2 separate regions of the Homo sapiens genome follow, and region 1 is linked to region 2. Evidence: read pairs that join two places in POLR2A ChIA-PET (ENCODE). Cell type or tissue: Panc1. All regions are shown on one strand. Links, peaks and the distances in the headings refer to the core of each region. The heading gives the core; the rest is flanking DNA.

Region 1 (4,000 bases), core at 1-4,000, 1.2 Mb after region 2:
ATATTTTTCTTCACACTTCCTTCTTGCTGTCATCTCTGCAGTTCACACAGTTCCAAGAACATGGTAGGTGCTTAATAAGTATAAAAAAATCCATGTTCAGAGAATGTGGATTTATTTTAGCTTTAAATCTAAACTTGAGGTATGCAGTCAAAACTGAGATACTGAGATATTCTGAATATTAAACTAGAATAATAGTTCTGACTTCCGATGGCATTACAAGTTAAAGGAAAAGCAATGTATTCATGACACCCGTCTCCTCCAATTGCTCAGCTAATGAGGAGGTGGCCGTCAGGGAGGGCAGAGGGCAGAGGCTGACTGCTCTGACGCGTTAGAGCAGAAGGGGAAAGAGTGGGCTTGTCAGCCTGGTCTCCAGCTCTGGCCCTGGTCCTGGGCCAAAAGCCGGCCTGGGGAGCAAAGAATTAAACTGTCATGCTGCAAGACCCCGCCACTGTTATGGCTGAAGTCGCCAGCTGTAAACAATAGCTCAGACTCCACACAGGGCTTGTAGACTGCAGAGCCCACCCTCTTGGGCTCTAGCTTTCCTCTTCCCTTCCCTTAAAAAGAAAGAGCTAGCCAGGCGCGGTGGCTCATGCCTGTAATCCCAGCACTTTGGGAGGCCGAGGTGGGCAGATCAACTGAGGTCAGGAGTTCGAGATCAGCCTGACCAACATGGAGAAACCCCGTCTCTACTAAAAATACAAAATTAGCCCGGTGTGGTGGCACATGCCTGTGATTCCAGCTACTCGGGAGGCTGAGGCAGGAGAATTGCTTGAACCAGGGAGGCAGAGGTTGCGGTGAACCGAGATCGCGCCATTGCACTCTAGCCTGGGTAACAAGAGTGAAACTCCACCTCAAAAATAAATAAATAAATAAAATAAAAAGAAAGGGCTGGTGGGGTGGGCAGAGAAAAGGAGAAAGAAGAAAGTATCTGAAAAATAAGAACCTGTGTTACATGAGTGCTTTGAGCTTAGAAGTCCCTGGACATTCCAAGTAACTATAGGTTTTAGAAGCCGCTATCAAGCCAGGTGCGGTGGCTCACGCCTGTAATCCCAGCACTTTGGGAAGCCGAGGCGGGTGGATTGCCTGAGCTCAGGAGTTTGAGAGCAGCCTGGGCAACATGGTGAAACCCCGTCTCTACCAAAAATACAAAAAATTAGCCGAGTGTTGCGTGCGCCTGTAGTCCCAGATACTTGGGAGGCTGAGGTGGGAGGATCACTTGAGCCTGGGAGGCAGAGATTGCAGTGAGCTGAGATTGCACCACTACTCTCCAGCCTGGGTGAAAGACTGAGCTGAGAGTCCATTAAAAAAAAAAAAAAAAAAAAAAAGAAGCCACTACCTATTTGAGTTTTATTGCCTCAAATAAACATTGGGAATAGCTTGGCAGGATGGGCCACCACTGCCCTTCCTTGATCCAGAGCCCAGTCTCCTGGAAGGGATGTTTTAAAAGAGGAGCTCTCCTATGGGAATAGAAAGCAAAACCAAGATCCCCTCACACAAATGAGGAAGCTGCCTCCTTAAGGAGCAATGAACAAGTGCAGACTACAGGCAGGGTCAGTACAAACTGCCTAAGGACTCTGTGACATGATGGTATCACATATGGCTTTAACATAAAACACGGACAATAACCTGAGAAGTTAAGCTACTTGCCCAAGGCCACAGAGTAGGACCATGCTCCTCACAACTCCAGTATAGAGAAACTGGGCTCAGCGTTCATGAGTCCAAGTAGGCTGTTTTTTCAAAATGAGATATAATTCACATGCTATAAAATTTACCCTTTTAAAACATTTCATTCGCTGTTTTTAGTATATCAGAGTATGAAACCATAACCACTATTTAATTTCAGAACATTTTCATCACCCCAAAAAGAAAACGTTTGGTATGGTATGGGTATGGTAGCTCACACCTGTAATCCCAGCACTTTGGGAGGCCGAGGCAGGTGGATCACTTCAGGTCAGGAGTTGGTGACCAGGCTGGCCAACATGGCAAAACCCCATCTCTACTAAAAATACAAAAATTAGCATGGTGTGGCAGTGTACGCCTGTAGTCCCAGCTACTCTCCTGAGGCAGGAGAATTGCTTGAACCCAGGAGGCGGAAGTTGCAGTGAGCTGAGATGGCACCACTGCCCTCCAGCCTGAAAAAGACTCTGTCTCCAAAATAAAAAGGAGTTCAAGATCAGCCTGGCCAACATGGCGAAATCCCGTCTGTACTAAAAACACAAAAATTAGTCAGATATGGTGGCGCACACCTGTAATCCCAGCTACTCAGGAGATTGAGGCAGGAGAATCACTTGAACCCAGGAGGCGTAGGTTGCAGTGAGCCCAGATTGCACCACTGCACTCCAGTGTGGGTGACAGAGTGAGACTCCATCTCAAAAAAAAAAAAGAAAAAAAAAAAAAAGAATCTGTACCCATTGGAAGTCATCAGTCTCTCCCCATTATCCATTTCCCTCTGTTCTTAGAAAGCACTAAGCTATTTTCTGTCTCTACGAATTTGCCTTTCCTGGACATTTCACATAAATGGAATCCCACAAGATGTGGCTTTTTGTGTCTGGCTTCTTTTATGTGGCATAATGTTTTTAAGGTCCATCCATGTTGTAGCATGTATCAGTACTATACTTTTTGTGGGCGAATGATATTCCATTGCATGGATATACCACATTTTGTTTATCTATTCAATTATTGATGAATATTTGGATTGTTTCTACCTTTTGGCTATTACAAACAATGCTGCTAGTCATGTACAAGTTTTTGTGTGAACATACATTTTCATTTATCTTGGTATATATGAGTGGAACTGCTGGGTTGTGTGGTAATTGTAACTTTTTTTTTCTTCTTTTTTTTTATTTTCTGAGACGGAGTTTTGCTTCTGTCACCCAGGCTGGAGTGCAATGGCATGATCTTGGCTCACTGCAACCTCTGCATCCCGGGTTCAAGCAATTCTCCTGCCTCAGCCACCTGAGTATCTGGGATTACAGGCACGTGCCACCACACCTGGCTAATTTTTGTATTTTAAGTAGGGACAGGGTTTCGCAATGTTGGCCAGGCTGGTTTCAAACTCCTGACCTCAGGTGATCCGCCCGCCTCGGCCTCCCAAAGTGCTGGGATTACAGGCGTGAGCCACCACACTTGGCCTACTTTTTTGTTTGTTTTCTTTTTGAGATAAGGTCTCACTTTGTTGCCCAGGCTGGAGTGCAGTGGTGTAATCTTGGCTCAGTAGCATGATCTTGGCTCACTGCAACCTCTGCATCCCAGGTTCAAGCAATTCTCCTGCCTCAGCCACCTGAGTATCTGGGATTACAGGCACGTGCCACCACACCTGGCTAATTTTTGTATTTTAAGTAGGGACAGGGTTTCGCAATGTTGGCCAGGCTGGTTTCAAACTCCTGACCTCAGGTGATCCGCCCGCCTCGGCCTCCCAAAGTGCTGGGATTACAGGCGTGAGCCACCACACTTGGCCTACTTTTTTGTTTGTTTTCTTTTTGAGATAAGGTCTCACTTTGTTGCCCAGGCTGGAGTGCAGTGGTGTAGTCTTGGCTCAGTAGCATGATCTTGGCTCACTGCAACCTCTGCCTCCTGGGTTCAAGTAATTCTCCTGCCTCAGCCTCCAGAGTAGCTGGAATTACAGGCGCCCGCCACCATACCTAGATAATTTTTATATTTTTAGTAGAGATTTCACCATGTTGGCCAGGCTAGTCTCGACATCCGACCTCAGGTGATCGCCTGCCTCAGCCTCCCAAAATGCTGAGATTACAGCATGTGCCACCGCACCCAGCCTATGTTTGATTTTTTGAGGAACCACCATGCTTGTTTTCCACAGTGACTTCACCATTTTACGTTCCTACCAGTGGTGTATGAAGGCTCCAATTTCTCCACATCCTCACCAACACTTATTATCTGTCTGTTTGGTTATAGTCCTAAGAAAGTGGTATCTCAGGGGCCAGGTGCAGTGGCTCATGCCTGTAATTCCAGGAGTTTGGGAGGCCAAGGTGGACAGATCACT
Region 2 (6,908 bases), core at 2,226-6,225:
GCTGAGACTACAAGTGTGCACCACCATGTCTGAGTTGACCTTACCATTTTTCATGGCTCTTATTACAACCCAGGTTCTCTTAACAAATTGAGGTGAAGACGTGTTGTCCACCAAATTGCATCTTTATGCAATTTTATGCAATCCTTACCAAGTTTTCATTTATGAAATTGGTAAATTTGAGAACTCTCACAAAACAAAATCCCCACAACCCTATAATTTGTATGCAGTGAATAATTCCTCTGTATGTACATCGGTAACATGTCCTGATCATATCTTAGAACTGTAGCTTTTATCTATCATGATCAGATACCTGTCATTGATAAGTTTGATTTTAAGTAGTCTCTTAACTTGGACAGTTCCTGAAAATTTTCTTCTTCCTAATGGTGAGGTTCTTAGTACTTGGTGCAAGCTGTTTTTTTCCAAGTATGCCCAAAACACTGAGAATGCACTTGTTTAAAATTCGGAGGATTCTTATATTTCATAGCACACCCTTAAGTCTCTTCTTTTTGCATATGGAGAAACACTGACCCTGCAAGATTTAAGTGACTTGTTCAAGGCCGTACTCAACAGAGTCCAGAGGAAGTGAAATTCCTTCCTGATTTGCTCCAGCCACTGTGTTTCATGACTAGGCAGCATAGTAACGGTGCCTATTATTACCCAGATGACTAAAATTATTGGGAAATAACAAATCCGGCCAGGCGCGGTGGCTCATGCCTATAATCCCAGCACTTTGGGAGGCCAAGGCAGGTGGATCATGAGGTCAAGAGATCAAGACCATCCTGGCCAACATGGTGAAACCCTGTCTCTACTAAAAATACATAAATTAGCTGGGTGTGGTGGCACACGCCTGTAGTCCCAGCTACTTGGGAGGCTGAGGCAGGAGAATCACTTGAACCCGGGAGGCGGAGGTTGCAGTGAGCCGAGATCGCGCCACTGCACTCCAGCCTCGTGACAGAGCAAGACTCCGTCTCAAAAAAAAAAAAAAAAAAATTCACCCAGAGGACTTGATGTGATGTATTTCTGTTGTTTTCATAAATTTCAGATGGTAAGACATTGATTATTTTTGAAGGGGTGGCCTGCCCCTCCACAACCTGTGGGTGTTTCTCGTCATGTGGGACGAGAGACTGAGAAAAGAAATAAGACACAGAGACAAAGTATAGAGAAAGAAAAGTGGGCCCAGGGGACCTGCACCCTGTCTCTGAGTTCCCTCAGTATTTATTGATCATTATCTCTACCATCTTGGAGAGGGGGTTGTGGCAGGACAATAGTGTAATAGTGGGGAGAGGGTCAGCAGGAAACCTGTGAACAAAGGTCTCTGTGTCATAAATAAGTTTAAGGAAAGGTACTGTGCCTTGATGTGCACGGATACAAACTTCTGGGTGCATTAAAGAGCAGTATTGCCGCTAGCACCTCACCTCCAGCCCTAAGGCAGTTTTCTCCTATCTTAGTAAATAGAACATACAATTGGGTTTTACACCAAGACATTCTATTGCCCAGGGATGAGCAGGAGACAGATGCCTTCCTCTTATCTCAACTGCAAAGAGGCCTTCCTCTTTTACTAATCCTCCTCAGCACAGACCCTTTACAGGTGTTGGGCTGGGGGATGATCAGGTCTTTCCCTTCCCAGGAGGCCATATCTCAGGCTATTGCATGGGGAGAAACCTTGGACAATACCTGGCTTTCCTAGGCAGAGGCCCCTGCTGGAGGGCCTTCCGCAGTGTATTGTGTCCCTGGGTACTTGAGGTTAGAGAATGGTGATGACTTTTAACAAGCATACTGCCTTCAAGCACTTTTTTAACAAAGCACATCCTGCATAGCCCTAAATCCATTAAACCTTGAGTCAACACAGCACAGGTCTCTGCTGTGAGCACAGGGTTGGGACAAGGGTTACAGATTAACAACATCTCAAGGCAGAAGAATTTTTCTTAGTACAGAACAAAATGGAGTCTCTTATGTCTACTTCTTTCTACATAGACACAGTAGCAGTCTGATCTCTCTTTTCCCCACAATTTTTTGCAAAAGCAAGGTTAAAAAACTTGGGAGCCCTAATAATCTCTGAGTTTCTTCTTAAGGGGTAAGACCTTGGTGGAGTTTAATAACACCTGATGCTTGATAATAACACCTGATGCTTGATAATAACACCTGATGCTTGATATTGATGTACCCACAGTGGAAGTTTCATTTTCTGATAACTGATAACAGAAATAATTTAAAAATAAGCATATATTTATACATATGTATATATACAGGAGATCCCTACTGAACTGGGTGTGCACCTATAGTCCCAGCTATTTGGGAGGTTGAGGCCACAGTGAACTGTGATCACCACTCTCCAGTTTGGGCAACAGAATAAGACCCTATTTCAAAAAACAAATAACAAAAAAACCTTTTTATTTTCTTAATAGAGTCTATCATGGAATGTACATTTTAAATTTTGATAAAATCCAAATTATCCATTTTTTATTTTGTAGTTTGAGTTTTTTGTATCCTATCTAAGAAATCTTTGCCTAATCCAAGATCGCAAAGATTTCTATCTGTGATTCTTTTTTTTTTTTAGACAAGGTCTCTATCTGTCACCTATGCTGGAGTGCTGTGGCGGGGTCATGGCTCACTGCAACTTCTGCCTCCTGGGCTTAAGCCATCTTCCCGTCTCAGCCTCCTGAGTAGCTGAGACTACAGGAGCATGCCACCACACCTGGCTAATTGTATTTTTTGTAGAGATGGGGTTTCGCCATGTTGCCCAGGCTGTTCTCAAATTCCTGGCCTCAAGCAATTTTTGCACCTTGGCCTCCCAAAGGGCTGGGATTACAGGCATGAGCCACCATGCCCCGCTCTGCAATCCATTTTGAGTTCATTTTTGTTTATCATTTGAGAGAAGGATCTAGAGTAATTATTATTAATTTTTTTTGAGACGGAGTCTCGCTCTGTCGCCCAGGCTGGAGTGCAGTGGTGCAATCTCAGCTCACTGCAAGCTTGGCCTCCCGGGTTCACGCCATTCTCTTGCCTCAGCCTCCCAAGTAGCTGGGACTACAGACACCTGCCATCACGCCCGGCTAATTTTTTGTATTTTTAGTAGAGATGGGGTTTCACCGTGTTAGCCAGGATGGTCTTGTTCTCCCGACCTTGTGGTCCGCTCGCCTCAGCCTCCCAAAGTGCTGGGATTACAGGCGTGATAGAGTAATTCTTTTACATATAGATACTTAATTGTTGTAGCACCATTTGATTAAAAACAAACAAACAAACAAAACTATCCTTGCTTTTCTTTTTTTGAGACAGAGTATTGCTCTGTCACCCAGACTGGAGGGCAGTGGCACAATCTCAGCTCACTGCAACCTCTGTCTCCTGGGCTTAAATGATTTTTAGTAGAGACAGGATTTCGCTGTGTTGTCCAGGCTGGTCTCGAACTCCTGGCCTCAAGCAGTCCACCTGCTTCAGCCTCCCAAAGTACATGAGCCACCGTGCCCGGCCTATCCTTGTCTGTTGACCACCTATATATATATGTGTGTGTATATTAGTCTATTTCTGGATTTTCTGCCCTGAATTTCTATATATCCTTATGGGAAAAATACACTGTCTTGTTATAGTTTTATAATAAGTCTTGAAATCAGTGTCAGTCCTCTAGCTTTATTTTTCTTTTTCAAAATAGTTTTGGCTTTTCGAGGTCTTTTGTGTTTCCCTATACATTTTAGAATTAGTTTGTCAGTTTCAACAAAAAAGCCTTCTGATTGGGATTTCATTTAACCAATAGATTGATTTGGGGAAAATTGACATCTTAATAATATACCCATAGAGGGGAATAAGAGACACTGGGGTCTACTGGAGAGTGGGAGGAGGGAGAGGATCAAGAAAAATAATGAGTACTAGACTTAATAACCGGGTGACAAAATAATCTCTACAACAAGCCCCCGTGACACGAGATTACCTGTATAACAAACCTGCACATGTACACCTGAACTTAAAAGTTAAAAAAAATTTTTTTAATTGAAAAGATATATTGGGCTTTGATTTTGGATATTTACTATATTTTAGCAATATCAACAAAGCCAGATTTATTTATTCTGTATTCTTATTCATATTCTTTGGAAATGCTGAGAATGTTGTGAGGAAGAATTCTGAGTTTTCCCAACTTCCCCTTGTGACCAAATAAAGTTTTTTACCAGGCAGGATATGACCAGCTCTTCGATTTGGTTCCTTTTTTTTTTTTCTTTTTTTTGGTGCGCAAAAGAAAAAGGAAAGAAAATAACTTTTCACCAATGTAAGAAGATCTTTTAAACCTGGGCAAACCAGTGACATTACTTATCTAATTTTAAGGCCAGATCTTATCACTATCACATAAAATTAATATATTCATCTTCTAGGCCAGTACTTCTCAAACTGTGGTGTTTGGAGCCATCAGCATCAACTGGAGACTTGTTAGAAATACAGATTCTGGGCCGGCTGCTGTGGCTCACACCTGTAATCCCAGCATTTTGGGAGGCTGAGGCAGGCGGATCACTTACTTAAGCTCAGGAGTTCGAGACCAGCCTGGGCAACATGGCGAAACTTGTCTTTAAAAAAATAGAAAAAATAACCAGACATGGTGGCATGTGCCTGTAGTCCTGGCTACTTGGGAGGCTAAGGTGGGAAGATGATTTGAGCCTGAGAGGTTGAGGCTGGGGTGAGCCATGATTGTGCAACTGTACTCCTGTTGGTGACAGAGTAAGACCCTATCTCAAAAAAAAATAGAAAAATAAAAAATGCAGATTCTTTGGCCCTGCTCCAGAGCTGCTAAATCAGAAACCCTGAGAGGTGGGCTCAGCAATCTGTTTTCACAAGTCCTCCCTCTGACTCCATGATAGGCTAAAGTTTGAGAATTGCTATCAGAGACTTTTTTTTTTTTTTTTTTTTGAGACAATCTTCCTCTGTCGCCCAGGCTGGAGTGCAATGGTGTGATCTTCGCTCACTGCAACCTCTACCTCCCAGGTTCAAGCAATCCTTTCGCCTCAGCCTCCCAAGGAGCTGGGATTACAGGCATGCACCACCACGCCCTGCTAATTTTTGTATTTTTAGTAGAGACAAGGTTTCACCATGTTGGCCACGTGGGTCTCCAACTCCTGACCTCAGGTGGTCCACCTGCCTTGATCTCCCAAAGTGCTGGGATTACAGGTGTGAGCCTTGCCTTATCATAGGCTTTTAAGAGTAAGAATTCCCCTTTGTTCCTTGGTTTAGAACCTTCTTTCTGAATGATCAGTCTCAAGCTTTATCAAAAGAGAAGTATGGACACAAATTTTGAGGCCGTTGCAGCAGTCGATACAGAAGTAAAATCTACAGGACTTGGATAACAGAGCAGGGGAAAGAGAGAAATCAGAGATGACTCTTTTTCAAAGTTTTTGATTCACTGGATCAGCATTCTAGAAAATTCTTGTGTCACACATCTTTTGATCTGTCCATTGACCACTGCAGAGCTATCATATTCTGTCACAGTATCCTGTACAAGATAGTGGTTTTAGCATTGTTTAAACAGCACCATCGGCACCCTAAAGGACTTGATGGTATTTTAATTTTTTACAACTTTTTATTTTTATTTTTTTGAGACAGAGTCTTGCTCTGTTACCCAGGCTTGAGTGCAGTGACATGATCATAGCTCACTGCAGGTTCAAGCGATCCTCCAGCCTCAACCTCCTGAGTAGCTGGGACTACAGGCATGCACCACCATGCCCGGTTAGTTTTTACATTTTTCTGTAGAGACAAGATCTCACTATGGTGCCCAGGCTGGTCTCCAACCCCTGGCCTCAAATGATCTCTCGCCTCGGCCTCCCAAAGTGCTAGCATTACAGGTGTGAACCACTGTGCCTAGCCTTGATGCTATTTTAATTTGGGGAGATTCATTTGTGGCAGTGTTAGTGGTAGTGCAAAAGTAAACTGCTAATGGGAGCAAAAGAGAAGATCTTAAATCTGGTGTCTTCTTTTTTTTTTTTTTCTTTTAGGGTAGACAGGAGGCAGAAAGACTAGAAAATAAACCCTCAGCTTATGGGACAGATGATCATCTGTAACTTAAGTTTTCCTAGGTTTCAGTTTACTGTAATTATTTTCCTTTGACCAGTCTTAGTAAAAACCAGATGTTTTGAGTATTAATAAATGATCTCTGCTTTTAGGATTCAAGGGTAAAAAATGAATATGAAGTAACATTCTGTTGCTGTTTGAAAATGCCAGAACAAACATTTTAATAGACGCAATAACTGAAATTATTGTCTGGTACCAGAACCACTGTTTTCTTATTTTAGTAGAAATTCAGATCCAGGGAAGCAAATCTCTTACAGTGAGTTTCTGTTACAGCTAGTCCTCCTCGCTTTGTGACAGTAGAAGAACTTCTAGAGACAGCGAGAGGTGTCACCAACATGGCTCTAGCCCATGAAATTGTAGTAAATGGAGACTTTCAGATTAAACCAGTTGAATTACCAGAAAACAGGTAAGGTGGTTGCTAAATTATCTTGCTTAGTAGAACACTGTCATTTCCCAGTTTTGAAAATGTTTCCTTCAGTTGATACCAATATATTCAAACGTATTTTTCCTTTTGTACATTATTGCTAAAAAATATTCCTGAACAAGGAACAACCTAAAAATCAAATAAAAGCTCTAAAAATCTTTTGTGAAAGTCTGCCTACTCAGTAGGATCTAGCTGCCTCATCTTGTGTTTTCATTGCCTTGTTTCATTCACTTCTTTGAAACTATCACACTGCACTATAGTTGTTGGTTTCATCGCAAAGGCGAAGACTGTGGGTTATTCTCTGTGTCCCTAGTGCCTGGCACTTAACCATTTTTTTATTGAATCAAAAACTCTATTGGTTGTAAGGTGCACCTTTTAAAAATGTGCTGTCATAAGAAAGAGGAAACACTGCCCATTATAATTATAAAAATGCCATTGATTT

The links. ChIA-PET counts read pairs that join two places held together with the same protein. Peaks named below come from ENCODE experiments on the same cell type or tissue, not always from the same donor. Only the 100,000 strongest peaks of a DNase experiment are listed, where the experiment ranks them.
Region 1: POLR2A ChIA-PET joins it to region 2 with 7 read pairs; 2 of 35 experiments call an interaction of 5 or more read pairs at or near these places.

Annotation. Positions count from the first base shown.
Region 1 is chr11:34,224,903-34,228,902 of GRCh38, forward strand. All of the region lies in intron 1 of ABTB2 (ankyrin repeat and BTB domain containing 2), which reads right to left. Among named protein-coding and RNA genes, the nearest start is that of NAT10, 120 kb to the left of the region's middle. In Panc1, for the core only: no CTCF peak of the experiment used is centred there; no DNase peak of the experiment used is centred there; H3K27ac peaks cover 381 bases.
Region 2 is chr11:33,048,278-33,055,185 of GRCh38, forward strand. It overlaps TCP11L1 (t-complex 11 like 1), which reads left to right. Exons shown (of 10, transcript NM_018393.4): 3 at 6,316-6,448. Among named protein-coding and RNA genes, the nearest start is that of TCP11L1, 12 kb to the left of the region's middle. RefSeq lists an enhancer at 1,584-2,084. In Panc1, for the core only: no CTCF peak of the experiment used is centred there; no DNase peak of the experiment used is centred there.